Regions from separate parts of the Mus musculus genome. Here all the other regions are linked to region 4. Evidence: chromatin loops called from intact Hi-C (ENCODE). Cell type or tissue: heart. All regions are shown on one strand. Region 1 holds the start of Sin3a (transcriptional regulator, SIN3A (yeast)). Region 2 overlaps Cspg4 (chondroitin sulfate proteoglycan 4). Region 3 overlaps Ptpn9 (protein tyrosine phosphatase, non-receptor type 9). Region 4 holds the start of Man2c1 (mannosidase, alpha, class 2C, member 1).

What was found. A loop is a pair of places that touch in the nucleus more often than their neighbours do. Peaks named below come from ENCODE experiments on the same cell type or tissue, not always from the same donor. Only the 100,000 strongest peaks of a DNase experiment are listed, where the experiment ranks them.
Region 1: it touches region 4 in a loop (4-fold over the local background); 14 of 42 quality-filtered maps call a loop at or near these places.
Region 2: a loop joins it to region 4, with 9 times the contacts of the local background. A loop is called at or near these places in 15 of 42 quality-filtered maps.
Region 3: a loop joins it to region 4, with 6 times the contacts of the local background. A loop is called at or near these places in 13 of 42 quality-filtered maps.

The regions. Positions count from the first base shown.
Region 1 is chr9:57,069,952-57,077,951 of GRCm38, forward strand. It overlaps Sin3a (transcriptional regulator, SIN3A (yeast)), which reads left to right and starts at 6,425. Exons shown (of 22, transcript NM_011378.2): 1 at 6,425-6,679. Gm10658 (predicted gene 10658) reads right to left here and starts at 2,015. Exons shown (of 3, transcript NR_045886.1): 1 at 1,658-2,015. 2700012I20Rik (RIKEN cDNA 2700012I20 gene) reads right to left here and starts at 6,098. Exons shown (of 2, transcript NR_152107.1): 1 at 6,007-6,098; 2 at 5,252-5,892. In heart, CTCF peaks have their summits at 3,103, 3,645, 4,495 and 5,936; DNase peaks (open chromatin) are centred at 3,190, 3,590, 6,300, 6,960 and 4 weaker places; H3K4me3 peaks cover 7,204 bases; H3K27ac peaks cover 6,413 bases.
Region 2 is chr9:56,887,582-56,895,581 of GRCm38, forward strand. Cspg4 (chondroitin sulfate proteoglycan 4) reads left to right here. Exons shown (of 10, transcript NM_139001.2): 3 at 1-1,205; 4 at 2,477-2,959; 5 at 3,409-3,585; 6 at 4,734-4,932; 7 at 5,036-5,170; 8 at 5,274-5,440. Among named protein-coding and RNA genes, the nearest start is that of Cspg4, 26 kb to the left of the region's middle. In heart, CTCF peaks have their summits at 2,353 (motif pointing left), 4,011 (motif pointing right) and 6,661 (motif pointing right); DNase peaks (open chromatin) are centred at 200, 2,410, 4,130, 6,630 and 1 weaker place; H3K4me3 peaks cover 998 bases; H3K27ac peaks cover 1,288 bases; H3K27me3 peaks cover 871 bases.
Region 3 is chr9:57,052,596-57,060,595 of GRCm38, forward strand. It overlaps Ptpn9 (protein tyrosine phosphatase, non-receptor type 9), which reads left to right. Exons shown (of 13, transcript NM_019651.2): 10 at 4,119-4,197; 11 at 5,116-5,266; 12 at 7,259-7,466. It overlaps Gm10658 (predicted gene 10658), which reads right to left. Exons shown (of 3, transcript NR_045886.1): 2 at 4,674-5,206; 3 at 4,302-4,543. Among named protein-coding and RNA genes, the nearest start is that of Gm10658, 15 kb to the right of the region's middle. In heart, CTCF peaks have their summits at 52 (motif pointing right) and 3,818 (motif pointing right); no DNase peak of the experiment used is centred here.
Region 4 is chr9:57,126,579-57,134,578 of GRCm38, forward strand. It overlaps Sin3a (transcriptional regulator, SIN3A (yeast)), which reads left to right. Exons shown (of 22, transcript NM_011378.2): 22 at 570-1,790. The coding sequence ends at 800. It overlaps Man2c1 (mannosidase, alpha, class 2C, member 1), which reads left to right and starts at 4,199. Exons shown (of 26, transcript NM_028636.2): 1 at 4,199-4,311; 2 at 4,581-4,703; 3 at 4,954-5,077; 4 at 6,944-7,014. The coding sequence starts at 4,211. Man2c1os (mannosidase, alpha, class 2C, member 1, opposite strand) reads right to left here and starts at 4,712. Exons shown (of 2, transcript NR_102289.1): 1 at 3,971-4,712; 2 at 3,404-3,549. In heart, CTCF peaks have their summits at 4,781 (motif pointing left) and 4,996; DNase peaks (open chromatin) are centred at 4,143 and 4,693; H3K4me3 peaks cover 2,242 bases; H3K27ac peaks cover 1,608 bases.

The DNA of each region.
Region 1 (8,000 bases), 57 kb before region 4:
AAATGGGGCTCAGCATTTCTGACTAGTGTTCTCTCTGTAGTACCACTGTGCCTCACCTCAGTAACGCAGTATCTATTTATGCCTTCAGCTAAAAGTTGATCCTCATTCTAGAGAGGATGAACACTGACTTTCACGGCTGTGTCAGGCCTCACACTGAACCCACTGTCCTCATCACCTGGCCTTTGCCACTACACAGTTCTTTCCAGCTACCACAGACATTCTAGCTCCTGTATACCAGGTGGAATGCCATTGCCCTTCCTAAGTCTGTACTTCTCACCTGTCCTGTCTCCCTCAGTGACAGCTTTCCACATGGACTCCAGTCAGGGAAGGATCCTAACACTATCTTTAAGGACCCCTTCTCTGTAGACCCATGCTCTCCCTCATTTTTCTGGGAACTGAAGCCCTGAACTAGGAAGAGATTTACCTGAACACAACACTGGCTATGCCAACCCTCTTTCATCTAGTAACCACAGAAGGCCACTGGCTACCTCTTCTGTTATCTACACTGAGCCAGCTGCCTCCTCTTCCTTGGGATTATTCTCAAGTAGACTCTCTTTAAACGAGATGAGATCCACTCTGTAGCCTAGGCTGGCTTTGGACTCAAGGTCTTATTCCCTTTGCCTCCCAAATGATGAGATGACAGGCATTTATTTATCACCATATAAAGCATTGTAAAGTTCTTATAAATAACTAGGTTGTTGGCATAGTCATCCAGCTGCCAGAGAATCCTTTCCTGTTCATATCCTACCTGATACCCAAGCTAACTCCCTTTCTTCAATGACCTCCAAAATAAGTGGTTCTTGGGGGCTGGGCTGTAACTAAATGGGAAGAGTGCTTGCCTAGCATGTATGAAGTACTAGGTCTGATTTCCAGAACCACATAAAGCTGATATGGTCATGCACAGCTAGAATCCAAGTACTTGGGGAGGTTGAAGCAGGAGAAAATGCCATCTGCTATGAGTTTGAGATCAGTCTGGGCTACATGACATCCTGTCTCCAAAACAAAACAAGCAAAAGGATGGAACAACAACAACAAAACAGTTTCTTGCTCAAACCACGTGCTTTCTGCTCAGCTCTTTTGAACAAATATGTTACTGATAAATAGCAAATGAGGCAGTTAAGAGCTTCATCTGAGGGCTGCTCAAAATGAGGAGACTTTTCTGGACTAGGTGATGAATAGGGGACAAATTTGCCATTGCTTTTCCCAATCTATTCCCCAATCCAAGATGCACCTTTGTTGCCAGTAAACTCACCAGTCCAACAGCCTCTGTGCCTGCTATGTGTGTGTGGCACTCTTTGTTCAGACTGCTAGCTAAACAGAATTACTCATGTTGAAATGACTGTGGATCTACTTAGAGAGAGAGAGAGAGAGAGAGAGAGAGAGAGAGAGAGAGAGAGATAGGGTTGGGAAAGACTTCGCCTTACTTCCTGCAGCAAGCATCTGAGTGTTTGGAGGATATCGTGAATATTCCAGCCAGTTTAAAATTGCACTAGATAGCAGACAGAGTGAAATACCTGATTCACACCCCATAGCGGCTCAGACAAGTGCCAGTTTTCCAGGTTTTCGGAATTCATGGCTGAAAGGCACCTTACAATGTAGACTGGACACACGTTTAACAGCCAGGAAAGTCTAGACGTTGCAGCCAATCGCTACTTACCTCTAATCCAACCAAATGCTAGCCAGGCCGGACTCTGTTTAGCTTCTGAGATATGATGCGTCCAAGTGGTAGGGCCATAGACTGTTACAGGTTTCTCCAGACCCAGCTCCAAATGGGTTGTGTGTGAAGGAAACCGGGGCCGTGTAGTTAAGATGCACCTCCTTTAGCTTCCACCCTGCGGAACTCCAAATCCCAAAAGGCCTAAGTCCGAAGTCCTCGAAAAACTCCAAGTGGCGGTGTGAGAGATGTAAGAGCCTCTGCTTTGGAGGCGACTCTTACTCGTGGATAGTTTAATTATTTATTTTTATTTCGGTGGAGGCAAGGGGCGATCAATGAAGGGGAAGGGGCGGGGAGAGAGAGGAGGCGGACCCATTGGGACTGACGTATACGCAGGAAAGCCAATAGATACTGGGGGGCGTTCCCTCTCATTCAGGACTCCTCGCCTGGTTCCGGAGGTATGTTAAACAGCTGCTTTTAATTTGGTCTCCCCAATTTCGGTATTTTGGGGGTCTAGTTCTTTGGTCGCTTGCTTTGGCTGCACAAAGTCTGTGTGGGTGCTGCAGTCCCCAAGACAGAGCTACGGGGAGGCTCGGAGTCCCGCGGTTGAGGTAGGCTAGGGGCAGGCCAGGAAGGAGAGCGCTTGGCGCCGCCCGCTCGTAGTGTGTTTCCAAGCAGGGCTGGAACGGTGGGGAGGGGGCTGGCCCGGCCTGGGTCGCCCTCGCGCCGGCCGCGCCGCCCAATTTATTTTACCAAGCAGTCGGTTTCGATAGGTTTAGGAAGCTCATTGGGGAATGGGCCAGCAGAAGACCAACTGCTCTTGTAAATGCTTTAAAAATATTTTAAAAAATAATTATAAAGAAGAAAAAGAGGGAAGAGGGCCCTGGTTGCGGCGAGCGGCCTCGGCAGGGGGCGGCGGCCGCAGCCTGGCCAGTCGGGCCCACCGAGCTCACGGTGTCCGGAGTTGGTCGACCGCTGGAGTTTAAGAGCAAGCCGGGCCCCACGGTCTTTCTCCGCTAACCACGCTGGGCGAGTGCAGTGGCCGCCCTGAGCGTTTGCTTCTGCCGGCAAACTTGGAAGGGTCGTGGGCGCGCTCTGGGGAGGCGCGGGCACCGTGGGCCCGCGGTTGTTAAGGACTCTGGGGGCGGGGGCAATGGCTGTATTTGCCGGAGGAGACTTGGGGCGGGAGAGGTTCCAGCCACTAGCCTGGGAGCTGCCGGTGTGTCCGAACACGGCATTTTAGCAAGTACTCGGCTGCAGAACCGGCTAGACTGCGGTCCGGCGTGGAGCGCTTGCTGAGTGTAGAAAAGCTCTAGGAACTCGGCGGATTCAATTCGCGGCCCCAGCTGATCCCCTCGCAAACATGGAGCTGCCTCCTTCCCCGCCCACCTCACGGCCGCGGCGGCTGCTCCCCCTCCCTGAGTAGTGTGTGTGCTGCCGGGGCTCCCTCTTCCGCGAGGTGCCGCTGCGTGCCACAGGGCCGCGTACGGGGAGGGGGCAGCCTTGTGCGCGCGCGCGCTCACGAAGGGGTGGCCTGAAAGGGGCAGTGAAGGTCGGAAACTGGGAAAACAGACTCCACGCTTGGAATAGGGAAAAGGAAATGCATCAGCGGGCGGGGAGGGGCGCGCCTGTCAGCCGGATGGCGGCTGCGGGCCGAGAGGCGGGGCACCGGAGCAAACTGCGTGCAGTGGCGGTGCAGGCGGGGAGGGCAGGCGCAGGGCCAGTTCTCGAAATGCGCGGCCATCTCTGCCTCCATTGCCTGGCCAAGACTGTTTACTATCTCTTGCAGGGAGCTTGTGCAACCGGCCTGGAGGGGACCCGAGAGGGGCGGGGACATTTCCTCTTCCACCCACTTTGGGTTCTCCAGAGGCTCCGCCTTCTCTTGTCTTTCACTGGTTGGATTCGAGTCCCTCTTTCCCTTCTCGTGTATGCATTGGATGATATTCTCTAGAGCTCCGCCTATCGGGAGGTTGGACTGGAGTTTAAGTTGCTAAAATTTTTTTTCTTCGAAGGGCGGAGGGAGGATTCCTGGGGCTTACGTGAGGTACAAGCCCCCGTCCCTGTTTCTGATTGGCGAATTGGATAGGCCTTCCCCTTCTGGGGTAAGCTAGGAGGAGACGTTCTCCTCCCTGCCCCCCCTTTCTCGTGAGCGCGCTCAGCACATGGTTGAGGCCCTTTTAGCTCCCTGCAACTTCCCTCCCGCCCGGAAGTCTCAGGCTCCGCGCCCTTAGTTAGGGGGGCGGGGAAAGCCTTGGAGGCACACAAAGATTCTTCCGAGTCTAGGGATCGGCTAGCCTTCGAGGTGAAGCCCGACAATTGCGCTGTTACTCCAGAAAGCATCGCTCCAGGGCTGCTGCACGGAGGGGAGGGAATGAGTTCTACCCTCCAGCCCGATCAACTTTTGCTGTTTTTCTCCGTGCCCCTTGACTTCCTTAAATTTAAGTTTCAGAAAGCTTGGACATTGGCCGCATCCTTAATTCCTTGTGCAAGGCAATCTTGATCCTTAGTCGGCGGAATCTAAGATTATGACAACCTAGTAATGGAACCTTTGGCAAGATCTACGATACCTCGGTCGCTGCAGTCAAGGGAAGTCCGTGAGGCTCATTTCTAGCAAGGATTCGGGGGTGTTTGTTGATACCGTGGTGGGAGTGCTGTACATTGTATGGTAGGTACCCAGCCTGGTGGGTAAGGCAGTTCAGTTAAGGATAGGCATCTGTCAGTTTTGGAGTGCTACTTCAGCCTGGAACGGTTTGGCTAGTTTTTCTTATTTTAGAGCACTGTCCTGGAACAGGGCTTGGCTTGGCTACCGGTGTGGCTGCTCCCACCTGTCGGCCACTCTTGGAGTTCACAACTCTTTACTATGGCCTCACGCCGTGAAGCCATCCTAGGAGTTAGACCCACCTGTTGCCAACACTTGTTTATGGCAGTCTCCGCAGGATTTACAGGAGGACAGTATTGGATTTACGAAACGGTTCCCCGGTGTCGTATCTCCTGGGGACACTCGACTCTAGGGAGGTTCCCTCTCCCCCTTTTGCTCTAGAATGCGGTAAGACTAATCCCACCTAACCTCTCATGGCACAGCGAAAGCCTCCCCAAAGCAAGGTCGGCATCGGGCCCACGCCTTACTAGTGAATAAATAAAAGAACTAGGTCTTTATTATTATTATTATTATTAATTAATTAATGTATTATATGTAAGTACACTGTAGTTGTCTTCAGACACTCCAGAAGAGAGCATCAGATTCCATTACGGATGGTTGTGAGCCACCATGTGGTTGCTGGGATTTGAACTCAGGACCTTTGGAAGAGCAGACGGCGTTCTTAGCCGCTGAGCCATCTCACCAGCCCAAGAACTAGGTATTTCAAAGCACTTTTTGTGTTCAGGCATTGTTACTTACCCAGAAGGCTTAGAGACCGCCATTAACTCACTCTGCTAAGGAGGAATGCCCACCCCCCTTTTTTTTGAAGGGCTGGCCTTAGGGTTCCTAAATTCAGACTATTCCTGCCCTTTCGCGAATGGTTGCGATTACAGCCCTTCCCCTTGAACAGTCATTCTTAAGACCATATCCTTCACACAATCTGGAATTTTTACTCCTTCTGTGAACGTAAGTGCACACTCAAGGTTTATTTATGCAGTGGTCTGTGTGAGGTTTTCAGCCTCTCTTCCTCCAGTTTAAAATGTCCCTGGATCTACCCGACCAATAGAGTATACATTTTCCCTTCATGCTCCGCCTTCCGGAGGCTTGCCCAGGCGGTGACATTTAAAGGCCTCCGCTGGGTTATCTCCGCCCCCTGAGGGCTGCAGATTCTGGTTGTCCCAGTGTCACAGTATTCAGTCAGCCCTAGTGACCAGCTAGTAATATCTGGGCTTTTGGATCAGATTAGAGCTCCAGACCTTAATTTTGGAGTCGGCTTGCTGAAAGTAGCTGCTGAGTGCTCCAGATGGCTGTGTTTAGAAGACCGTGAAAGTGTAAAAATAAGTGGGTAGGAAGGACAAGGCTTTCTGTCATTGTTTTGGTTAATTCTCCACGGCGGGTAATACTACTGCCTTTTCCTTTTCAAATCTCAAAGCCTCGGGTTTCGGCCGCTGAGCTCCCCGCCATCTCCGATCCCGGCCTTGGAACGCTGAGGTTCAGTCTCCAGTGTAAACATTCCACAAAAGGACTGCTAAGGTTCAGCATCCTCGCGCAGGGCGGAATGGTCTCCTTCCTGGACCGGCGCCGTGTCCAATGGCGGCTCCTACCGGCGCCAAGATAGTCCAATCAGATCATTGGGGGCGGGGCCTGGCCCAGCCGTGTAGTGGGTGGAGTCGGCCTCACTTAAGGACATTTTTACCCCACATTGGTTACTTACCTTCCTGGGGCTATGAGAGAAGCAAAGGTAGTCTTCCAATGCAGGGACCGGCGGAGGCGGGAGCCGATTTGTTAGGCCTGTGGCTGGGGCGGTATGGGGAGGGATATGTGAGACTCTCCAATGAGATGTGAAGAGGTACTCCTCTTCCTCCAATAGTATTAGAGCCCGGAGGAGGGATTCGGCAATCAGTCTCCAATAGGCGGGGTTGAGTTAGGGACTCTCCCCGCCAATAGGGGCGTGGAGAAGGTGAGCGGCTCGCTCTCCCCTCCCAGCGAGGGAAGAGGGCGGGAGTAGGTCTTTGCGGCATAGTGATTGGCTAAACCATTGACGGATGGGTAATATATCCCGTGGCGGAGCGAGGTTAAGCCTTCCCTCGGCGGGGCGGGCCGGGAGAGTGGGCGGGATTTCCCGGGTAACAGAGAAGCGGCCGCGGCGGTAGAGGCGGCAGAGACGGTTTCTCCATCTTCCCCCCTCCCCTTCCCCCCTTAGAGTTTCCCTCCCTCCCTCCCTCCTTCCCAGTCTGGGCACCCAGGCCTGTGACCGCTTCGTGGGCGCAAAGGAGGTTGCCAGTCCGCTCTTGCGGGCCTGTGCCCGCGCCGTTCCGGGGCCTCCGTGCTGGGTGCGAGGCTCACGCCGGGAGCGACGCACAGGCTGAGTGGCTGGAGCTTTTGCGGTGAGAGCACGCCGCACCGCGGTCCGCCCAGCAGCTGGGTGGCGGGTAACCCGGGACTGGAGGGCGTGTGTTTTTCGGGGGGGCTGACCTCGGCTTCCCGTGCGTGGCTGTGGGGGGCGGAGCGGAGCCGCACTCAGTGCGGGAGGGGGAGGAGAGCGTAGTCCCGGTGCGCACGGAGGGGCGGGTCCTAGTCCCGCCGATCAGAGGCGGGGCCGGCGCGCGTGCGGTGGTGGAGAAAGGGGCGGGACGGGCTCGCGCTAAAGGCCCGCGGCTGTGACCCCGCCCCTTCTCCCTTATGGGCGGGACCACTGGCTGAACTGCTTTGGGTCCGCGGGGCGTGCGGGACGGGAAGAGGGTCCCGGCGTGTGGCTTTCAGGGCGCGGTGGCGAGGGGGCGTGAAGCCTGTGTTCCCCCGCCTTAGCGGGATCCGGTTGGCCGGAAGGCGCGTCCGGGGCTGTGATGCCACGCCCCTCCCGCCCCGCCCCCTCCGGGATTTCCGCCTCCTTAGCAGTGAAGAGGAGCTGGGGAAAGCCCGCTGTGGCGTCTGGCAGGGGGTCAGGGCTCCGTGTCTGCTCCTCCCAGCATCCCCGTGGGTGGGAGGGCCCCTTGTAGACTGGGAACGGTGGAGGTGTCCGGACTTTATGCTGTGGCTTCTTCATCCATTCTGCTTGGGGCATCGTGGCCCGTAGCTGTAGTCTTCTACTTTGCTTCACACACCATGGATGGCGCCTTAACAGCTAGGGAGAGTAGAAGCGTGGTCAGCTGCTCCTCTTCGTTGTAATTATTGGGACGAGATACTCAGCGTCCTCTCTGGAGTGTCTGCGGTGGGGTGCGGCTGGTGCTGTGCCCTTGCTTCCCCGACAGTGGCCGGTGGGGGAGGGGCAGAGTGATCAGGGACTGGAATTGTGGAGGGCGCCAACCTTCCCTGGAGTTCCCTTGATGTTCAGCTACTGCGCCTTTACGGGTTGATACCTAAAAATTGCTACCATTTTTGGTAGCTTAGGACTTTAAACTCAGTTTACCATTTGAGCTCCTAACAAATCTGAGATTTTATTTCTAGAGAAAGTATTGAATTTATGATTGTAAGTGATGGAGTGAGTTTAGGGCACATAAGCATTGCTTCACCGCTAGGCTATACCCCAAGGCTAAATTTTTTTTTTTTAAGTCAAAGATTTAACTCTCTTTAAGTAAAATACTCTGATTTCTTGACTGATTTCACCTACAGAAGGTTTTGTTACATAAGCTTAGTTTCACAAAGGTAACTTAGAATTTTGTGTTCTCTTTTGGTTTTATGTAACTTCTAGTCCTTAAAGCTTCATGT
Region 2 (8,000 bases), 240 kb before region 4:
CAATGCGGACCTCTGAGGCAGCCGATGACTCCTTCCGTTTCCGGGTCACATCCCCACCCCATTTCTCCCCGCTCTACACATTCCCCATCCACATTGGTGGTGACCCAAATGCTCCCGTCCTCACTAACGTCCTTCTCATGGTCCCCGAGGGAGGGGAGGGCGTGCTGTCTGCCGACCACCTCTTCGTCAAGAGTCTCAACAGCGCCAGCTATCTCTATGAGGTGATGGAGCAGCCTCACCATGGCAAGTTGGCTTGGAGGGACCCAAAGGGGAAGTCCACCCCAGTGACATCCTTCACTAATGAGGACCTACTTCATGGCCGACTGGTCTACCAGCACGATGACTCTGAGACCATAGAGGATGATATCCCGTTTGTGGCCACACGCCAGGGAGAGGGCAGTGGTGACATGGCCTGGGAGGAGGTGCGTGGTGTCTTCCGAGTGGCCATCCAGCCTGTGAATGACCACGCCCCTGTGCAGACCATTAGCCGTGTCTTCCACGTGGCCCGGGGTGGACAGCGACTGCTGACTACAGATGATGTAGCCTTCAGCGATGCTGATTCAGGGTTCAGTGATGCGCAACTGGTGCTGACCCGCAAGGACCTCCTCTTTGGCAGCATTGTGGCTATGGAGGAGCCCACGAGGCCCATCTACCGGTTCACCCAAGAGGATCTCAGGAAGAAGCAAGTCCTGTTTGTGCACTCGGGGGCCGACCACGGCTGGCTCCAGCTGCAGGTGTCTGATGGGCAGCACCAGGCTACTGCCATGCTGGAGGTCCAAGCCTCAGAACCCTATCTTCACGTAGCCAATAGTTCTAGTCTCGTGGTTCCTCAAGGAGGCCAGGGCACCATTGACACTGCTGTGCTCCAGCTGGACACCAACCTGGACATACGAAGTGGAAATGAGGTCCACTACCATGTAACCGCTGGTCCTCAGTGGGGGCAGCTGCTCCGGGATGGCCAGTCAGTCACCTCCTTCTCCCAACGGGACTTGCTCGATGGGGCCATCCTCTACAGCCACAATGGCAGCCTCAGCCCCCAAGACACCCTGGCGTTTTCTGTGGCAGCAGGGCCAGTACACACTAACACCTTCCTACAAGTGACCATTGCCCTCGAGGGTCCCCTGGCCCCACTGCAACTGGTGCAGCACAAAAAGATCTACGTCTTCCAGGGGGAAGCGGCTGAGATCAGAAGGGACCAGCTAGAGGTAAGGCAGTGCACGAGGCCTGCCAAGCTGAGGGTACTTCCATGAGGGGGGCGTTCCTGTGGGGATGCAGGTCTTAGGAGTATTACAGCTTCAGTAGTCACCTGTATGTGTTGTAGTTCTGCATGTGTCTAGGAACATACACCTACCTGTTAAGTGTCACGCACCTCCAGAGATCACATATACATGTGTCCTTGCTATGGATAGCCGTGTAAAATCTGGGTTCCAGCCAGATCCACAGAATCTCTGAAGCAGAGACCAAGAGTGTATATCCTGTCACAGTCCCTATGAGGTTACCATGAGGGGTGACCTTTAGGAGCGCTGCCCCTCAGATCCACAGGTCCTTAGCTCTTTCCCTAGACTCCACAACAGAACTGTGAGGGCCTGTGATGGTGTCTGTTAACTCAGGGAGCTCACAGCGCAATGCTGACCAGCTGGCTCACTGCCTTACTGTGAAGGCCCAGTTTTGAGGCCCTTCCAGTTCTGAGTGTTTGGACTTTGAGAAAGACCATGACTAAACATGTCAGGAAGTGTCCACACCAGAGGAGGCAGCATATGAACCAAGCTTTGGTGGTGCACACCTTTAATCCCAGCACTCAGGAGGCAGAGGCAGGCAGAGCTCTTTGAATTCAAGGCCAACCTGGTCTATTAAGAGAGTTCCAGGCCAGACAAAAGAAGAGGTAGGAGAAGAGTGGAGAAAAGAGAAAAGTATGGAGTATGGACAGCAAAAAAAAGTAGCAGATGGCATTCCAAGCTAAAAGAATGGATTCTGGGGGCTAGAGAGATGGCTCAGTGGTTAAGGGCACTGACTGCTCTCCCAAGGGTCTTGAGTTCAAATCCCAGCGACCACATGCTGGCTCACAACCATCCGTAATGAAATCTGATGCCCTCTTCTGCTGTGTCTGAAGACAGCTGCGGTGTACTTACATATAAATCTTTAAAAAGTGTGTGTGTGGGGGGGGGTGTATTCTGCAAAGGCATAGAATCAGAAGTGCAGTGTAGTTTAAGAGTGGTGCTTAGACTTTTTTGTGTGGGTAGAGCAGGCATTGAAGGAGTACTCAGCCTCCTTTGGGGTGGACCAAATCAGCAAACTGCTTAAGACCTGGGAGCCTGTGCTGCTAGGTATGGTGAGAGCGCCCTCTTGTGGTATATAGTGTCAGCTATAGCAGATCCTGAGCAAAGCATTAGCCACACGTGGCGACCGAGCCTGTTCTGCCACCTGAGGTCCACAACAGCCTGTGACCCCGTTTGTCCCCATCGTCTCTGTTGACTAGGTGGTCCAGGAGGCAGTGCTGCCTGCCGACATCATGTTCTCGTTGAGAAGCCCCCCGAACGCCGGCTACCTGGTGATGGTGTCCCACGGCGCTTCAGCAGAGGAGCCGCCCAGCCTGGACCCTGTGCAGAGCTTCTCCCAGGAGGCAGTGAATTCAGGCCGGGTTCTCTACCTGCACTCTCGCCCTGGAGCCTGGAGTGATTCCTTCTCCCTGGATGTGGCCTCGGGCCTGGGTGATCCTCTTGAAGGCATCTCTGTGGAGCTGGAGGTGCTGCCCACAGTCATCCCCCTGGATGTTCAAAACTTCAGCGTTCCCGAGGGCGGCACCCGGACGCTGGCCCCTCCTCTGGTCCAGATCACTGGGCCTTACTTCCCCACGCTGCCAGGCCTTGTCCTGCAGGTGCTAGAGCCACCGCAGCACGGGGCCCTGCAGAAGGAGGATCATTCTCAAGATGGGAGCCTCAGCACCTTCTCCTGGAGAGAGGTACCGGAGACACCTGCGCCTCCTCGGCTCTAGTTACTGGCACTGCTTTATGCTTTAATTTCAGTCTTCCCCTGAGAAATGGAAACGTTGTTGTTTACACACACACACACACACACACACACACACACACACTTCTTTTTTTTTTAAGAATGTAATATATATCATTGCTCTATTCAGACACACCAGAAGAGGGCACCAGATCCCATTACACATGGTTATGAAACACCATGTGGTTGCAGGGAATTGAACTCAGGACCTCTGGAAGAGCAGTCAGTGCTCTTAACCACTGAGCCATCTCTCCACATACACACTTCTTACCTGTGGAAATGTGTTCTAAAGGGATCTGTCTCCTGTACCTAACAATGGGACGTTAAGGGTGCTGGTCCCAAGATCCCTGTTGAGTCTTGGGCTAGCTGAAGCCTGACAACCAATCCTGGGTCTCCTCATAGGTGGAAGAGCAGCTGATCCGCTACGTGCATGATGGAAGTGAGACACAGACAGACGCCTTTGTTCTGCTAGCTAATGCCTCAGAGATGGACCGCCAGAGCCAGCCCGTGGCCTTCACGATCACCATCCTTCCTGTTAATGACCAACCCCCTGTTCTCACCACAAACACAGGCCTGCAAGTGAGTTCACTCCTGAACCTATCCCATCTCTGGTCCCAGAAAGAGACTAGAGTCCCTTCTCTCTGGCTCAGTGTCATCCTCTGTGAAATGGGTTCACTACCACAAACTTGGAAGGAGAGATGTGATACAGTGCTGAAAACAAAACGCAGTTGTGAGGTTTTGTTACTGGGCAGTCTTGGTTTAGAAAGACCATCCTTGACCTTGCCTGTCCTTGGACCCACCTGTTCACAGAAAGGTTTTCCCTCATGTCTCAGGCCCAAAATACCTAAAGAAATGTATTATAAGTCCTGTATTGTGGGCTGCAGGTTGGGAGCTCGAGGGTCACAGCAAATAAAGATCACAACGAAGCTTCCCTATATATAGGCTGAGGGTCTAGATAACTAAGGGATGCCTAAGTTGGAAATGATGTGTGGTAAATTGGCCACTAGGTGGCAATATCCACCCATGTTAGCCCCCTGGAGTCCAACACTGGTTTTAACTTACTCTCGGACTCTGGGAGGGAGAAGCAGCTCCTGGGTTTTAGAAGGACGTTTTCTGAGATGAGGGCCTCGTACCCAGAATGGCCTCAGTGACTGGCCCTGTGCCACATGGAACAGGGCTCTGGAAGAAGACCTTGCCCTGCGTGGGTGGGTAGCCTATGGGGCCTCCCCTGCACTGCACGGGTGGATTCCTAGCCGATTCAGCTAGGAATCAGGAATCAGCTCTCCGCTCTCCGCCTCCCTCCCGAGCTTCAACTGGCAGGAGAGCCTATTTCTAAGTGTTCTGCGCTGGCCAACACCATTGCCTCTGTCCTGTGCCCACCCGCGCCAGATGGTATATGCCATGGCAGGAGGAAAGGGAAGGCCCCCCCACCAGGGAGACCCGGCAGCACCTTTGGTCAGGGACAGGGATCTCTGAAGTAAGGACCAAACAGGAACATTTCTAGGCAGGAGGTTGTGGTCTGGCTTTGAGGTACAATTAAGATCAGGGCTGGTGGAGAAGGAACCTGCGTGACAGAAAAGGAGAATGAGAAAGAAGGCTCAGAATGGCACAGGTGTCCATGACAGCCGGGCAGAGCAGGTTGGGGGCCTGGTGAAAGTCCAAGGGCCAGGAGGAAAGGGATGGAAAGGACACAATGTGGACAGGACTTTCACGGTCTGTGTCCCTAGATCTGGGAGGGGGCCATTGTGCCCATCCCTCCTGAGGCCCTCAGGGGAACAGACAATGATTCGGGCCCAGAAGACTTGGTCTACACCATCGAGCAGCCCAGCAACGGACGGATCGCCTTGAGGGTGGCACCAGACACCGAGGTCCACCGCTTCACACAGGCCCAGCTGGACAGTGGGCTTGTGCTGTTCTCACACAGAGGTGGGTGCTGAGAGGGTTCTCCAGCCTCCTGGGGTGGGGGTACCTTGAGGGGAGGGAGCTACCTTGGGCCAACAGGACCCAGCTCCACCCACCCTGTGCTCAGGAGCCCTGGAAGGAGGCTTCCACTTCGACCTCTCTGACGGCGCACACACTTCTCCTGGACATTTCTTCCGAGTGGTGGCCCAGAAGCAGGCACTCCTCTCCTTGGAGGGCACCCGGAAGTTGACCGTCTGTCCAGGTAGGTCTGCATGCTGGCTAGCCGAGGCAGAATGGAGGATGGTAGCCCAGGACCCTTGTCTGGGCTCCTGTCAAAAGCTAACAGGCTCCTCCATGCTTCACAGAGTCTGTGCAGCCGCTCAGCAGCCAGAGCCTGAGCGCCAGTTCCAGCACAGGCGCTGACCCTCGTCACCTGCTCTACCGGGTGGTAAGAGGCCCCCAGCTTGGCCGACTCCTCCATGCCCAGCAAGGAAGTGCAGAGGAGGTCTTGGTGAACTTCACCCAGGCTGAGGTAAGGGCCTCACTCCTCAGCCACCACACAGACCCCAACCTTACCTCAGGTGGCTGCCAGCTGGAGCATCCACCTCACTGGCAGCTAGCTTCTCTGGATCCTGTCCCAGCTCAGGGTTAGGCCTCCAGAAGGAAGCCACAGCTGGATCCCAGAGGCTGACAAGGGCCCAGGAAGGAGGGCCAGAGGCACCCCAGCGGCTGGTGAGGGCATGAGCTCACTTAGGCTGGACAGTTTGGGATAAAGTTGAGCTTGGGACTCAGGAAAGATGCCAGAGAATGTAAGCAAGCTGGATGCAGATGAGTCCCAGGCAGAGTGGGCCAGTCTGAGGGACACTGAGATCTACTCTTCGGAGCAGAGTCCCTAGGGCACACCAGGACCACCGATCAAAATTATAATTTCCAGCCGCATGTTGAGGCTGACTGAGCGGCTGAGATGCCAGGGCTGTCGGTGCTAACTAGTGTGAGCCAGCAGTCATCACTCTTCACGGATTGGTCCCCACAGGGTCTAAGGCACTGTGAGCAGCTCCTCTGGGCTACGGTAGAGCAAACAGCATGCTTGGTGCTCCCACCTAGAGGCCACGTGGTCACAGCATGACCCCTATTCTTTCTACATGAGCAGGATCCAAGAGAACATGGCTGGCCCTGCCACTGGATCTGCAGCACTATGGTGCTGCTCCAAGAACTTTCCAACAGGGCTTACCCTGACCCTTGAAAAGGGCAGGACCCACCTCCGGGTCCCTTTCCAGCACTCAGAGGCCTCCTGGGCCCCACAAGTTCCTTTCTACCCCATCAGGGTGTGCGCTCCTCCTGAGAAGTACTGGAACACAGAGGGGGGAGGTGCGGGGTGTGGGGGAGCAGCTCCCACCCAGCAGGTAGCTCAGAGGAGGAAGCTGCCTTAAAGAGGGTCAAGTAAGATTCCTCAGACCCTGCACTTCTTTTGCTTCTTTGGCTTCTGTTCTCACTTCTCCCAGGCCCTAGCATCTACCATAGCCCCTTTCTGACCCCTCCCCACAATGAAATCTGCCAGTGGCTAGGGCAGCTGTATGTCCTGAGTCACTGGGAGCCTTGTTATCAGAGTCCTGGAAGGAGGAGAGGCTGGGACAAAGCCACGGTGCCCCTCCCCCACCCAGCAGCACACACACACCCCCCCCCCATGCTCCAGTAACACGAAGGACACAAGGCTGTGGCCACCAGGGGGCCAGACTGGCAGTGCCACCCAAGAAGGCTGGAAAGAGGCTACGTGGCACAGACACCCTCCTCCCCTGGCAGAGGTCAGGCAGCAGTAGGCAGTGGATTGACAGACAGTACCACTGCCCTTCAAGACACTGGGCTAGAAGGGCTCAGGTAACCTCAGTTTGTAGATAAAGAAGTGCATATGCAGTCTGGTGACTTTTATTCAGTATCATGGCTCGTAAGAAGCAAGACCAGGATTAAGCCTTGAGTTCCCTTCACCTAAGGATACTGTCCCCGCACCTGGCCCGAGTTTTGCCTTTTGCTCGCTAGGGCCTTCTCGTACAGGAGCACCAACAGGCAGCCAGGTGTCACGCTGACCTCCACCACCACTGCTGGGGGCAGGGGAGGGGCTCCATTTCCCACCATGCCCACCAGCAGCCTAGACTAGAGGTTACTTACAACTGACAGCCTTCAATCCTTTAGGACACATCTGGCCCACATCAGTTGTCACCGCTGAAGCCTTAGGAAAGTTCTCAGGAACCTGATAAACCAATTCTTTAAAAGCCTGTACTCCTTCTCGAAGCAAATCGCTGAGGGGACGCCCCTCCCTTAACGCAGATCAGCTCCCGGTGTAGACAACACAACCCGACTGCAGCGCTCTGGGACTCTGAGATGGCTCACTCACAACCACCCCACTCCGTTTCTGGTTTACTATCGTGCAAGCCCTGATTTGCTGGAAGGAAAATCTTTCTGCGTTTCCCTCCTAAAAGGGGAAAACAGAGGTAGAGCATGAGGGTGTGTCTTGATCAGAAGGGGCAGGAAACAGATTTCTTTACAGAAACAAAGAATACTACTTGGGCTTGAACATAAACTCGGAGGCCCTAAAGAATGGGTCATAAAGTTGATGTGAGGTCTCCTGGATACCAATGGAGTCTTCGTGATCAGTTAGTGGAGCTGATGCAGCAGTGAGCAGAACTGGCCTCAATCTGGCACAGTGGCACACACCAGCGTCTTGGGAGGCTGAGGCAGGAGAATCACTCGAGCTTGGGAGGTCAAGGCCAGCCTGGGCAACATAGTAAGACCCTTGTTCAAAACAAAAGCAGGAAACTAATCGAATGTTTTCAAAGGCTCACCCTGTGTTAGGACTGTAGAGGCGGTGGGCCGAGGCCTTGAGCAGAACAGGAGCGAGAAAACGTTTGCAGTAACCCAGGTAGGACCTGGGTGGGGAGGGAGAAAGGAGCTAAGGAGCCAAGGAAGTCTCTGGGTTTTCCCTGAGCCACTCAACAGCAGAGCTGCTGTCATGGCGATAGAGTCTCAGGTGAGGCCACTGGGGCACATCTGGGCCTAGCTACAGAGCTTGAAACATTCAATAGACATCAGTGGAGCAA
Region 3 (8,000 bases), 74 kb before region 4:
GTATTTTGCCTACATTGAAGTCTCTGTACCACATACATGCATTGCCTACAGAAGTCAGAAGAGGGCATCAGATCCTCTGGATTAGAGTGGTTGTGGGCTCTTATGTGGTTACCAGGAACTGAACCTGGGTCCTCTGAAAGAACAGCTACTGCTCTTAACCACTCAGCCATTTCTCTCACTCTGAAATAAGATCCTTTATTCTGTCTTTCCATGTCTGTCTGTCTGCCTGTCTTTGATGTGATGTGATGGAACCTAGCTTTGCAGACTAGGATGTCACTCCTCCTACTTCTTGTCTTTATTTTTGTTTCTAAAATTTACCTTTTGTTTTGTATGTATAATTGTTTTCACTGCATGCATGTATGCAGTGACCATGGGGGCTAGAAGACAGTGTCAAACCCCATGGAACAGGATGATGGTGAGCTGTCATGGGGTGCTAGTGTCAGGGAGGCAGAGATAGGAGGATCCCTCCAGTTCAGGTCTATCCAGTGTAACTACTAGGCAGATACCAGGTTCCAGTGAGAGACCCCATCTCAAAACAAAACAAAAATACCATTAAATGCAAACCAAGGCAGGTGGCCTTGACCACGGCTTCCGCATGTATAGTAGAGAGGCTGTTCCTACATATGCACACACACAATGTTAGTGGTTACTAAAGACTTTAACAAAAATAATGGGACCATTGGTCTTTCAGGTCTCAATTAACCCTTGATATTACCCTGCTTCTCTGAATATAGAGAGGGGAAAACACTGGGAAAACAAAGAATTATCCCGAGGAGTTATCACAAAGACATTTTTTGGAGAGTGCTCATCGTGCAGGTTCAAATTATTATTATTTTTTAAAATATTTATTTGTTTGTTTATTATATGTAAGTACACTGTAGCTGTCTTCAGACACACCAGAAAAGGTTGTCAGATCTCATTACGGATGGTTGTGAGCCACCATGTGGTTGCTGGGAATTGAACTCAGGACCTCCGGAAGAGCAGTCAAATGCTCTTTTTTTTTTTTTTTTTTGGTTTTTCGAGACAGGATTTCTCTGTGTAGCCCTGGCTGTCCTGGCACTCACTTTGTAGACCAGGCTGGCCTCGAACTCAGAAATCCGCCTGTCTCTGCCTCCCGAGTGCTGGGATTAAAGGCGTGTGCCACCACGCCTGGCTGTCAATGCTCTTCTTAACCGCTGAGCCATCTCACCAGCCCCTAGGTTCAAATTATAATGGACAGTTTTGCAAATGGCATTTATCCTTCACATCTATTTACTGAAATGGGGATTTTCTTTACTGTCCAATGTAATATGCTATAATTTAAATGGTTGAAATATTTAGGACCAGCCTTGCCATCCAGAGCTTATGGGAGAGAAAGTCCTTTGAGTGTCCTGGTCAATAAGAGCCTAGAGGAAGACTGGGCACTTAAAAATAGACAGAAGGCCTGGAGAGATGCCTCAGCATTTACTGCTCTTCCAGAGGACCAGAGTTCAGTTTCCAGGGGTCACTGGGGAGCTTGTAATGCTTGTAACCCGAGGCCCAGCGAGTCTGACCTCTGCAGGTGCCCACACACATCTGCCAAGCACTCCTACATCCAAACACACATATACAAAAATAAGTCTTAGCCGGGTGTGGTGGTGCACGCCTTTAATCCCAGCACCTGGGAGGCAGAGGCAGGTGGATTTCTGAGTTCGAGGTCAACCTGGTCTACAGAGTGAGTTCCAGGAGCACCACGTGGTGGCTCACCACCATCTGTAATGAGATCCGGTGCCCTCTTCCAGTGTGTCTGAAGAGAACTACAGTGTACTCACATACATATAATAAATAAATACATCTTTTAAAAAAAAGTTGGAATCCCTTGGGAGGTGGGGAATGACATATGCCCTTAATCCCAGCACAACCTAGGCTACAGAGTGAATTCTAGGATAGTCAGGGCTGACAGAGAAACCCTGTCTCGGAAAAAAAAAAGAAAAGAAAAAACAAGTCTTAAACAATGGAGTGGTATTACAGATGAGGGAGACAATATAATGAATGGAACAGAGTCAGAGAAATACATTGTGTCTGTACTGTATTTTTTTTTTAGTATTAAACTGTAAGGGGGAAGAAATATTCAGAAAAATACATTAGAATAGTATTAGTAACTTAGGTTAAAAATGATAAATTTCTCATCGTACTGAAACATTGTATTAAAAACAGGGGAGAGGGCAGATGTAGGAAAGACACTTAATTTCAAGGGCAAAACATTTTGCTTGATAACTTCTGGGAGAAGATGCAAATGGGTGATGGGTGTGTTAAAGTTGACTTCACAAACCAACCCCCCCCTTTTTTTTCTTTTCAAGATACGGTTTCTCTGTGTAGCCCTGGCTGTACTGGAACTTAGAGATCCATCTGTCTCTGCCTCCCAAGTGTCACCATCTGTCACCATCAATGGCTTTTACCCCTCTTCCCCTCTTTAGTGTGAGTGTGCTGTTGTTATTCCAGGAATTTCTCCCTTCCCCTCCAGACAGGGTTTCTCTGTCAGCCCTGACTGTCCTAGAATTCACTCTGTAGCCTAGGTTGTGCTGGGATTAAAGGCATATGTCATTCCCCACCTCCCAAGGGATTCCAACTTTTTTTTAAAAGATGTATTTATTTATTATATGTATGTGAGTACACTGTAGTTCTCTTCAGACACCGGAAGAAGGCACCAGATCTCATTACAGACCACCACATGGTTGCTGGGAATTGAACTCAGGACCTCTAGAAGAGCAGTCATTGATCTTAACCGCTGAGCCATCTTTCTAGCCCCTCATTTACTCTTGTAAAATGTGGGAGTCAGGGCTGGAAAGATGGCTCCACCATGTAAGGTGGAGGAGAAAACAATCCTAAAACACAAGTCCTTAGCAATCAGGTCCTTTCAAGGCTGCATGTGCCCTATGGCAGGCCTGCCACCTCATCACACCCCAGCACTTACTAACAAAACAACAGTGACAATAATAATTTTAACCAAGAATACTAGAAGTCCTATTATTAGAGATAAGAAAGTTGAGAAAGAAAACTTGGCATGATGGCACATGCCTATATTTGGATCACAAGTTTGAGGCCTCTCTGAGTTACACAGTAAGATCCCATCTCACAACAGGAAAAGGGGGCGAGGGAGAGAAAGTACATAAGTAAGTGAAAGAATTCTGAAGACTAGGTCTCTGTTCAGACTATGGGATTTGAGACAGTGGGGGCCAGAAGTAACCTGGTTTAGTAGTTACTGTATTATGAGGCTGAGGGCTACTGAGGTAGAAACAGACAGGTAGGTATAGACTTGACCCTTGCTACCGTACATGATGAGCCACAGAGCCTCAGGCGCTACATATGTTCCTACATACGGCTCACCTGGAATCTTTGGAATCTGAACACTTAATTTCTTTTATTTTTGGTACAGTGTAATTTATCTTTAAATTTTTATTCATTTATTAGTTAGTTTGTTTTGAGACAGGGTTTCTCTGTGTAGCCCTGGCTGTTGTCCTGGAACTCACTCTGTAGACCAGGCTGGCCTCGAACTCAGAAATCTGCCTGCCTCTGCCTCCCAAGTGCTGGGATTAAAGGCCTACGCCACCACTGCCCGGCTTTTATTTATTTTATATATGTGAGTACACTGTAGCTGTCTTCAGACATACCAGAAAAGGGCCTCAGATCCCATTACAGATGGTTGTAAACCACCATGTGGTTGCTGAGACTTGAACTCAGGATTTCTAGAAGAGCAGTCATTGCTCTTAACTGCTGAGCCATCTCCCCAGCCTTTTATTTTATGTAATAGGTGTTTTGTCTATGCACTACATACATGCAGTGCTCAGAGAGTCCAGAAGAGGGCATTAACTCCTCTAGAACCATAGTTATAAAATACTCACCCATACAGAGATGATATGGTTGGTTTGAGGACCTTGCTGAATAAGGAGAGCTAAGACAAGGCTCATATGAATACTTGTAATCTTAGTACTTGGGCGGTGGAGACAGAGTTCAAGGACAGGCTGGACTATAGTGAGTCTGAGTCTATATGAGTGAGATCCTGTTTCAGTCTGTACTTCAGAGATCCTATTTGGAAGACAAGTAGAGGAAGACAGACATGCTTCTAAAGGCCCGCTCTCCCTCCTGTCCTTTCATTCCAGGTCCTTTGGAGAACACCTATCGTGACTTCTGGCTTATGGTTTGGGAGCAAAAAGTTTTGGTGATTGTCATGACTACCCGGTGAGTTAGTCTTCTTTTAACCATAGATTCCATGACCCTAAGCTTGAATGATTAAGAAAGCTATGCCACATCTATAGTTAACATGGTAGGACACAGTGGAGATAGTGTTAGCCTTGCAGAAATATTTAATCCGTAACTGTAGGGACCCAGGGCTAGTGCGCTAAAGCCTATCCTGGGGTTCTGGCCTTATTCACAAAAGGACGTGCTGGGAAATGCCAGCAGCACACCTTGAAGCTGCCTCTTGTCTACAGAGGAAAGGTGCCTTCCTGGCCACTGCATTACCAGTTCCCTTTGCTCTCCATTTCCTCCTTCTTTTGATGGCTCTTCTGTTCATTAATATCTCTACCTGTAAGGGAACAGAAAGATGGTTGAAACATAAGGCAGGAAGTTCTGAATAAAGGATTGTTTTTGAAATTTGGCAATTCTGCCAAATGTAAGGAATTTCATAGTTTATTAGTTTCATCATTAATTATAACCTTTTTCAGATAGGGAAGAAAAGCGATGCTCCCTCAGTTCCCGTCCTCAGAGCATTGTCAACAGCCACCTGTAGTTGGGAGAATTGTCTTCCCCACTCCTGTGTCAGCCAAGGGCCCTTCGTCGAAAGAAACTGAGCAGTGGCCAAGGTCTAGGCCTCAGTGTGGATTTGCTACTATATGTAGGAAATACAACCAAGTATCAGGAAGGAGACAGATGATACAGTGAATGTACAATGCATGTCTGCTAAATGTATACATGTAAGAATGTTAGCTGTTTTAACACTTGTTTAGAAGGAAGAGATGTCATTTTTCTGCCAAGAATCAGTGCAGACTTCAGAAGCAGTGCAGATCACATTGCTGCCTAGGAGCTCAGCAGTTGTGGTGGGAAGCGGCTTACAGCTAGTTGAAGAGAGAAGGCTTAACTTGCTCTGTATGTCTTCAGCTTTGAGGAAGGCGGCAGGAGAAAATGTGGCCAGTACTGGCCTTTAGAAAAAGACTCCCGGATCCGATTTGGCTTCCTCACGGTGACTAATCTAGGAGTGGAAAACATGAACCATTATAAGAAAACAACTCTAGAAATTCACAACACAGAGGTAAATGCAGGTTTCTATTTTCTCTTTTGAAATTAGGGGAGCTCCTTTAAGAGATTCTCATTGAGGGTGGTGATGCACACCTTTAATCTCAGCACTCAGTAAGAAGAGGTGGATATCTGTGAGGTCAAGGTCGGTCTGGTATGTGTATGGAGTTCCAATAAAACAAACACACAAAAAAGAAAATGTCTAGAGGGAATAGGCAGGACTTTAGGGAGGTAATAAACAGATGATCAACTGATAAGCCAGTTATGTAGTGTCCATCTTTAATCCCAGCACTCCAGACAGAGGCAAGTTGATATCTATAAATTCAAGGTCAGCTTGGTCTATATAATAAGCTCCAAATAGAGATACCTCCCATTAACCGCCTTTCAAAAAACAAACAAACAAAAAAAACCCTCAACTCAGAACTAATGAAGTTATCGCCTCAATATAAGAGTGGCATTAAGAGGCTGGAGAGATGGTTAGTGGTTAAGAGCACTGATTGCTCTTGAGTAGATCCTGAGTTCAAATCACAGCAGCCATATGGTGGCTCACAACCATCTATAATGGGATCTGATGGCCTCTTCTGGGTGTGTCTGAAGACAGCTACAGTGTACTCACATACATAAAATAAATAAATAACTCTTTTTTTATTTTAAAAGAGTGGCATTAAAGAGAAGTAAAAAATTTCAACATTGGGACTCTGTATGCTAAGCCATGCTTCTTATCCTTCTGCAGAGGAGGCTGAGGCAGGATTACAAGGTGGAAAATAGCTTGGACTGCACAGTACGAATCTTGTCTCAGAAAAACTACATTGAGGGACTGGAGAGATGATGGTTCAGCTGTTAGAGTACTTTATACTCAATCATGAGGACGAGTGTTCAGACTGTAGCGCCCATGCATCCAGCTGGGGGGCCATTTATGCCTGTCATCAGATCTAATGGAGGCAGAGGCAAGAGACTTACTAGGCTTTCTGCTTATGGCCTAGTTGAGGATCCCTGGCTCCAAGTTCAGGGGGACCCTGCTTCAGAAGAGTGGGCAGCATGTGTTAGAGAGGACACCTGATGCCCTTCTCTGGCCTGTCTGTGTACTCCTAACATAGATGCCTAGGCACTTACAATTAACTAAGTCAATAAGTAAATAAATAAGGTACTGTTTTATTTCGAGACAGTGTCTCTCAGTATGTAGCCTTGGCTGACCTGGATCTCATGATAGAGGTAGACTAGCCTGGGCTCAAATGCATAGAGATCCATCTGCCCACCACTCCTTCCTGAATTTTGTGGTATAGAGTTGTGCTCCATGATGCCTGACAATAAATTTTTCTAAGGAAGATTTTGTTTGTTTGGTTGGTTTTTTGGTTCTTTTTTGAGACAGGGTTTCTCTGTTTAGCCCTGGCTGTCCTGGAACTCACTTTGTAGACCAGGCTGGCCTTGAACTCAGAAATCCACCTGCCTCTGCCTCCCAAGTAGTTTTTTTTTTTTTGATCTTATAACTTTATTATAACATATTTCCTTTCCTTTTTTTCCTCTCCAAACCCTATCTGCTCTTTCAAATGTATAATCTCTATTTTTACTAATTGTTATTGCATGTATTTACATATTTTCACACACACACACATATATATACATATATATAGTTGTAAATATAATCTGTTGTATCCATATAAATGCTTGTATTATGTTCTAGAGCTGACTGTTTGGACTGGACAATTAGTTGGTGTGTCCTTTCCTGTGGAGGACCACTTCTGGCTCATTTTTTGTCTTGTTTTTAATAATAAAATAATACAATAATAATAACTTATTAATAGCAATAATAAACAAGAAATATGGATCCTATAATATAGCAATTTGCCTTCCCAAACATATAGCCATTCCTTTGGGTTTGAAGTAGAAAATCAATTGTGAAGAAAGTTGACAGCAGAAGACAGGATCTTCTAAAGTCTTAAGAACCTGGAAAGCCAAGGGTAGACAGCAGACAGGAATGACATTAACTCTTGCTTCTTTTTCACGTAAGGAGCGGCAGAAACGCCAGGTTACCCACTTCCAGTTCCTAAGCTGGCCAGATTATGGTGTCCCTTCCTCAGCTGCTTCCCTCATTGACTTCCTGAGAGTGGTCAGAAACCAGCAGAGTATGGCTGTAGGCAACCTGGGAGCTCGCTCCAAAGGGCAGTGCCCTGAGCCACCCATTGTGGTCCACTGCAGTGCTGGCATCGGCAGGACAGGTACTGTGCCTCTTAGACTGGTGATGTGCCCAGAGGCGGTGGGGGTAGGGAGGAGGAGCTAAATGCTTAGGGCATGTCTGTGTTTAGAGGAGAAACTCACTCATCCCCTTGGTGGCAAACTGCTATGATAATCACTTTTTAAGGTCCTTTTGTATTCCTATGCTAGAGATGCTGCTTGCCAAAATGTATGCTTTATAAACCAAGTTCTTGGGGTTGTTAATCATCATGGTCTTCTTTTGACCTTGTGAACTCTGTCATCAACATGATTGTGGTCCCCAGAGAGATTAGCTGGCCCTCTCTTAGAGGTTTCTTCTCCTGGTGCTAGTCTTGTCCCCTGACACCCGTTGTTTGTGTTTATGAGACCAGGTCTTACTATGAAGTCCAATCTGACCTGGAATTCTCAGCAATCTTATTTTAGCCTCCCAAATAATGGGATTATCAGTTTGTGCTATCTTGCTTGGCTTCTGTGTTCTTCATTATGTGTGCTGTATGAGCTGCTGGCTTTACTAGTTCAGAGGTCCCTTTGGGAGAATA
Region 4 (8,000 bases):
TTGTGTTGATGTGAGTGTGCATTGCCACAGTGTGAGTGTATAGGTCAGAGGACAACCTGTAGGAATCTGTTCTCTCTGGGCTCAGGGGATGGAACACAGGTCATTAGACTTAGTGCCAGGCACCTTTACTCACTGAACTATTTTGCCAACCTCTCCTTTCCCCCATTTTTTAAAGATAACATTCTAGAGGACTGGGTAGATTGCTCAGTGGTTAAGAACACTGGCTGTTCTTTCATAGGACTGAGCTAGGCTTCTGCAAACATTAGGCACATACATGCTATAAATACAGTTTCAGGCAGAATGACTGGTGTACAAATAAAGTAATGAATCTCATCAGGCCAGGTGGCATATGTCTAATCCCAGCACTCATGCAGCAGGGCAGGCAAGCTGCTCAAGTTTTAGCCCAGTCTATGTAGCCCTGGTCTACATAGTGAGTTTTGGGCCAACCGGAGCAACATAGTGAGGCTCTGTCTTAAATACATACATATATACATAAATATTGTTTTGTATTTGAAGGGCTTATTTGCCTATTTTATCTGTTTCTTCTTTCTCTCTTACTTTCATTTTAGTCCCATGAGCGTGTAAGCAAGCGTCTGCATCAGCGGTTCCAGGCCTGGGTGGATAAATGGACCAAGGAGCATGTGCCTCGGGAAATGGCAGCAGAGACCAGCAAATGGCTCATGGGTGAGGGGCTCGAGGGCCTGGTACCCTGCACCACCACCTGTGATACAGAGACTCTGCACTTTGTGAGCATTAACAAATATCGTGTCAAATACGGCACAGTATTCAAAGCCCCTTAACTGCAGAGCCAGAGCAGGTAGCTCAGAGGTGTGTGTGTGTGTATGTGTGTGAATATGTGTGTGTATGTGTGTGTGTGGGGGCATGTGTACTCATGTACACTGAAGAATCAAGGAAGATGCCTTTCAAGCCACCAGTGCAACCAGGCACCAGCAGGATACACGAAAGGAATGCGAATGGATGGATACCTTAGGAAGCTGGAACTGGCACTTTTCCCACGGGTACTACCCAGACCCAACAGGGAATGAAGTCCATGCAAGCACAGAGACAGGCAGCTTGCTTGCACACACCAGCAGAGCTCAACTACAACTTCCTATGACCTGAGCAACCAGATGCTGTCCCCATTTGGATGGATGGATGGATGGAGGTGCATCTTGTCACTGCTCCTTTTCCCACCTCCAAAAAAGAGAGGGGAGGGGAGCCAGGATTTGATGATACCCTGACTTGAGCACAGCTAAGATCTCTGTTAGATTTTATCTGAGACCTGTTTGGCTTTGGAATTAATAACTTATGGATTTGGTTTCTGAGTCCTTGAAGTTCACCTTCTTCCCTCTTCTGGTTCTCGGCCTCAACAAATTCCAGTCAGTCCTCCTTTTTAGCTCCCATGGGACTGTTTTGTACCTGCTTCTTTACTAGTCTGCCCTAGTGCCATCCACCAGCTTCTCTCTCACACGCACACATGCACACACACACAATTTTAACTTGGTTTTTCTTTTTTGTAAATAATGTACATACTGTCAATTTTTTATTAAAGAAATATGCTTTGATGTGCTAGCATAACTGCTCTAGCTTCTTGTGTACCATAGTACCATGTGGCTTCAGATTTAGTACCTATAAACAGATGTACAAGACATTTATTACACTTTTTACCAAAGGGAGATACCATTGTAGTACTTTTGTGTAAAACTTGTCTTTCCCCCAACAACTTACTTTCTTTTTCCTTTTTTTTTTTTTAAATGTAAATAAAGCTTGATTCTTAAGGAAATAAGTAACATAAGTCCCTTGTCCTCTCCAAAGAGCTGTTGTAAAGTTGGGACTGGCTTTAATTTCTCCAGGTTACAAATAGGATTTTGCTTTAAATAAATAAGTACTTGTAATTGTCAAATTAACATATCAACAGTGAGGCCAGTGGGATGGCTCCATAGATAAAAGTGTTTGCCACATAAGCCTGACAAGTTTGCTCTCTGGATCCAATAGTGGAAGGCAAGATCTGACTCCCAGGAGTGCTGTGCCCTGTGGCACCTGAGTGCCTGTTCTTGTGCTCACGCACAGGCACACCGCACCTAGGCTCCTATTTCCCCTCTCAAAGTTCTAATTTCCCTTACTGGGAATAAGGCTACAATTCAGGATACCGAGCCAAAGAGTCAAGTGTATTTGTAGAAATTCGAAGGGAATGAATTTTACATTGCTTAGCAACATACACCAACAAATGCTTTTAAAATTGTAGCGTGGGCCTTTAATCTCAGCACTCAGAAGGAAGAAACAGATCTCTGTGAGTTCAGAGCTAGCCTGGTCTACATAACTTCAGGATAGCCAGGGCCACAAAAAGACCTTGTCTCAAAAAATAAGATTAAGAAAATTTTTTACATTTATTTGTATGTGTGCACATATGCATCAACGTGCAAGTGTCAAAGTCAGAACAACTTGTAGTCAGTTCTAGGACTTGAATTAGGTTTCAGGCTTGGCTGCAAGCGCATTTATTTGTGCTAGTATCCCCATCCATCTCACTAGACTCCACTTCTTAAAAGTTACATTTAAACGTGATCCATAACATTGGGGTGGGGTGGGGGCTCAAATGTGGTTGGCCTGGACTTTCTGAACAACAGACTAGCTGTCATAGAATTCGACAGCCATCACCTAGCAAGTCATAACCAGGTATTTTATCTTCCATTTAAAAATCCTCAGTCCTGGGGTCAGTGAGATGGCTCAGCTGGGTATGGTTCTTGCCACTAAGCCTAAAGACCTGAGTTTTGAGCCCCAGGCCCCACATATCCCACCCCCAACCAAATAAATTGTAACAATGTTTTTAAAATCCCCAACACCACCATAAAGAAAAATAATTTGACTTCTAGGTTTTCAAAAGGTGGCACAGTCCTTTAATCCCAGCACTTGGGAGGCAGAGGCAGGGGGATTTCAGAGTTCAAGGCCAGTCTGGTCTACAAAGTGAGTTCCAGGACAGCCAGGGCTTATACAGAGAAACCATGTCTTGAAAAAAAAAAAAAAAAAAAACTCATGAATTTTGCCTTGGACTCCTGAATTCTGGGAATACAGGTGTGTGTCACCATATCCTGCTTTTAGGGTGTTTTTCTCATAGGAGGACAAGGAAACTTGGAAGTAATCAAGCCTAATGGGAAAATGTAGGGCAGTGGCTGAGGCAGCATGCCAGGAAGAAAGGGTCTGGCTTCCTCAGCTATGGTTCACCTCTCCCCCTCTATTTCCTTAAGACTGCTGGCCTAGAAGGATGGGGAGCATGGGTCTGACCAGCAGCAGCCTTGGCAGTTGCTACCTATGTACTATGTACTGCACCTCCCTGCAGGTCAGGGTAAGATTTCAGGGCCCTTTTAGGAGAAAAAGTCCTTGTGACCAATAAAACAAGGGACTTTGCTCAAGTTTTGACAAGTTATTTTAATTGGCATTGTATATTTCTTACTTGATCATTTTTCTGGGTAACCTGCATTTGGAATGTAAACCTGGTTATTTCCATTAAAGCAGGCTAGTTAGATTCCTCCTGTATTATTTTCTTCCAGACTCCTGCAAACGTTAAAGCTGGAGGTTAGCATTCAAACTTCCTTGCACTTGTTGACCTGCGTTAGATCAAAATTCTGGACATTGGGGTAATGGGCAACGGTGATGCATGTAATGTAATGGAGGATTACTGGTGTGCAAAGCCCCTTTTCTGTATTTCTGAAAACACCCGAAGTAGCCTTGCGCTTTTCATATTATGCAGTTACCAATGCTTGAGTAAGTGAAGAGAATGGAAAACTAAACCTTTCCCATGCCCTTCCAGGGGTTCCCTCCCTAGCCCTTCCTTCAGAATACCAAGTAGCTCAGGCTGTACTCAAAGGCGCTACATTGTCGCAGATTACTCCAATTTACACTTCCTGGTCTGTGAACTTTGTGCATCCTAGGCAAGCACTCTCCCTACCGAACCACACCACCAGCTCAAACTTACCATTGTATTTTAAAATAATTTACCCAGCTGTCTGACAGCAAGGCTGAGGTGAGAACCGCGAAGGCTCAGCTTCCGGGTTTCACTGGGAGGCTCCCCAGAGCCAGCCTCTTGCAAAAGCCGTGGTGTTCCCAGAAAAGCTGCTCGGGTCTGTAAGCTGGTTGGATGCCGGAACCTTTGGTTCCAAGCGGTGCAACGAGCCGGCAGCACCAAGGATCTTCCGGGGAGGGAAGGCGCATCGCCATGGCGGCAGCGCCGTTCTTGAAGCACTGGCGCACCACTTTCGAGCGGGTGGAGAAGTTCGTGTCCCCGATCTACTTCACCGACTGTAACCTTCGCGGCAGGTGTGGTCCTTGGCCTACCACACCCGCGCGCTCTCCCCTTCCCTTCCGGAGGGAAACCCAGGCCGTGGCCAACCGGGCCGCGGAACAAAGTTCCCGCCACTGCCAGGCCAGGGGCTGGGGAGCGAACGGTAGAGGTTGGTCTGTGCTGCTGAGCTGCCAGGCAGTCCTCACGGCCTTAGCCAAGGGAGAGCGTTTCCCCAGCCATCCGCTGGCTCACGGGTGGGACAGGGGCGGCTTCGAGCATGCGCCCATCAGCTGCTCCTGCCCAGGCTCTTCGGGGACAGCTGCTCGGTGACACTCTCCAGCTTCCTGACGCCCGAGAGGCTTCCCTATGAGAAGGCGGTGCAGCAGAACTTCAGCCCTGCGCAGGTCGGCGACAGCTTCGGACCCACGTGGGTAACGCCCAGTTTGGCGAAGCTCCGCCCCACGACCAAACCCTAGTCTGCTAGATAGCAGAGTGGCGCCCTCTGCTGAGAGAAGCTCCTTTATCCTTCGGCGTCTTCACTTGAGTATTTTCATCCCTGCTGCCTCTCCCCCTTTCCCTTTATTCTTTGACCATTTCTCTGATGCTGCACATGCATGGAGAACATCTTAAAGCCGAGGGTTTCCACTCCTAGGCCCATCAAAATGGCTCTCTTACAGATGGTGGACCTGCTGGTTTCGGGTAGAACTGGTCATCCCTGAAGTTTGGGTGGGCCAGGAAGTTCATCTTTGCTGGGAAAGCGATGGAGAAAGCCTTGTCTGGCGTGATGGGGAACCTGTCCAGGTGAGGTGTCCTCTCTTAGAGCCAGATACTGCCACAGATTAGCCTGGTTTTTGGAGAAGCCACAGCTGAATGAATGGGTCTCCAGAGTAATTTCATGATTTCGGAACTGAGGAAATTGCCAGTGTTTAGACACACCCGAAGAGGTTATCAGATCCCATTACAGATGGTTGTAAGCCACCAGAATTTGGACACCAGTGTTATAAATCCCCAGTTTTCATAAGCTAGTTTTATTGTGTATAGTACATATGTATTGGGGGAAACTTCAAATCATTCTAAAATGATATAAAGTAAGGTATTAAGTTATCTTCCCATGAATAATGAATTTCTTTTAACTGCACTTCACATTCCCCAGATGTTAAATGTTAAATGTCATACCAGGTTTAATCTTTGTAATGCTATGTGATGACACTTTATATCCATTATAGATTTTAAAAAACTAAGACATTTCTTTGTTGGTCCATGCAGCTTCCGTTTCAAAGTCCAGTAACTGGGTCCTAAAAGAAGTCAGAGCCCTAGCCGGGCGTGGTGCTGCACGCCTTTAATCCCAGCACTCGGGAGGCAGAGGCAGGTGGATTTCTGAGTTCGAGGCCAGCCTGGTCTACAAAGTGAGCACCAGGACAACCAGGGCTATACAGAGAAACCCTGTCTCGAAAAAACAAAAAAACAACAAAAAAAAAACAAACAAACAAAACAAAACAAAAAAAAGAAGTCAGAGCCCTATCCAACTTTCTTCTCTTCGATGGCACCCACCTAACTGAACACTGAGGATGAACCAATCTATCTCAAACTCCTTGGGCTTCTTTTTTAATTAATATAACCCAGAACCACCACAAATTCTAGACAAATGTTCTCACCACTGAGCTAATCCATCTCCCACCTCCCGTTTAATTCGAGAAAGGGTCTTGCTGAATGATCCCTGATAGTAGCCTTGATCTTGTTATTCTCTACCATGGACCTCCCAAGTAGCTAGAATTATAGACCTGTATTAATATATCTGCCTCACTCCATGGGGTTTTCTTTTATATATTCATGGGTAAAAAGGCTACCAGAGGGGGTTGGAGAGATGGCTCAGTGGACTGACTGCTAAGAGCACTGACTGCTCTTCCAGAGGTCCTGAGTTCAAATTCCCAGCAACCACATGTGACTTACAGCCATCTGTAATGGGATCTGATGCTCTATTCTGGTGTGTCTGAAGACAGCATACAGTGTACCAATACATACATTAAATAAATAAATCTTAAGAAAGAAAAGCTACCAACCAGGCCTCCTAATCCCTGCCCAAGATCCTTCCCATAAGACCATCTGTAGGGACCTTGAAGTTAACCCAAGACACCCCAATTCAGGTTCTTTGCACAAATGAAATTGATTTGTTTCAGAGGGCAGAGAATAAGAGACAAAGACAGGAGACCGAGGACAAGGGAGAAGGGAAAGAGGTGTTTGTCCCAGAAGACAAAGGTCTAAGAAAATGGCAGTCTATAAAGCTACAAGAAGAAAGCCTATGTTGGGATGAGGTGGTCTAATCCCAAATAAGAGAATAGACCTTGGTGGCTAGCTTTAGGGATGTAATCTAGCAGTTTTACAAGGCAGAAGGAAGTGGGAAGAAGGGCAAGGCCTGCCATAGCCGTGCTTGCCGAGCTCCAGCTCCCCAGAGTCCCTTCACCACTGCTAGCAAACATAAACTGCGTGCTGGTCACCGATGGGTGGAACACTTGCTACCAAGGTTCCCTGATTACTTTATCCTAGCCTTTCCTGGTATCGGTGATTCAGGGCAGGGCAGCTGGATGGCAGAGCCTGGCCCTCATTGGCTTTACTCGACCTTCGAATTTTCTAATGGCCTCAAGCCCGGTCTTCTCTTTTCTCTACCAGGGTTTGACCAAAGAAGGCGAAAAGACCAGTTATGTCCTGAGCGAGAGGCTGCGAGCATCAGACCCTCGGAGGTAAGCATCCGCTTACACAGATGTGTTCACATAAGTGAAATCTTAATATCTCCTTTCTCGTGGTAAATATAAAAGAACATGGGGAAATTAATTACTCCTATTATCCTTCTACCAGGGATGACCATCTTTTTTTTTTTTTTTTTTTTTTTTTTTTTTTTTTTTTTTTGGTGTTTGGAGACAGGGTTTCTCTGTGTAGCCCTGGTGCCCTGGCTGTCCTGGAACTCACTTTGTAGACCAGGCTGGCCTCGAACTCAGAAATCCGCCTGCCTCTGCCTCCCAAGTGCTGGGATTAAAGGTGTGTGCCACCACCGCCCGGCAGGGATGACCATTCTTATCATCTCCGTCTTCATAATCTCAAAATGTCTTTGAGCAGAAGCACCTTTTACTAGATGAAAGTTATTTCTCTGATATTTTACACCCTACCTTTTACATTCCATTATTTCATATTGAGGGAGCATGTTTTCTATACCATGAAAAGCTAAGATATTGGGTTTGGCTGTTTGTTGTTATTTATTTGTTGTTTTGTTTTGTTTGAAACAGGATCCCATTCTATATCCCTGGCTGTCCTAGAACTCACTATGTAGACCATGTTGGCCTTGAACTCACATAGATCTACTTGCTTCCTCCCAAGTGCTGGGATTAAAGTTGGGTGCTACCATGCATGATTATTGCAGTGTATATTTAACTGTGCATTTTTGTTTGTTTGTTTGTTTGTTTTCTTTGGCTTGGTTTAGTTTTTTTGAGACAAGGTTTCTCTGTATAGCCCTGGATGTCCTGGAACTCACTCTGTAGACCAGAGCCTCAGACTTCATAGATCCATCTGCCTCTGTCCTGCCTCTCAAGTGTTAGGATTAAAAAGGCCTCTGCCACCACTGCCCAGTGTTAACTGTATATTGTTTCAGATTCCTCCAACACTGTGAATATGGTAAGGTGGCCTTGAAGGGCAGACGGAAATAGTCATAAAATTATGAAACTGCTGAAGATTC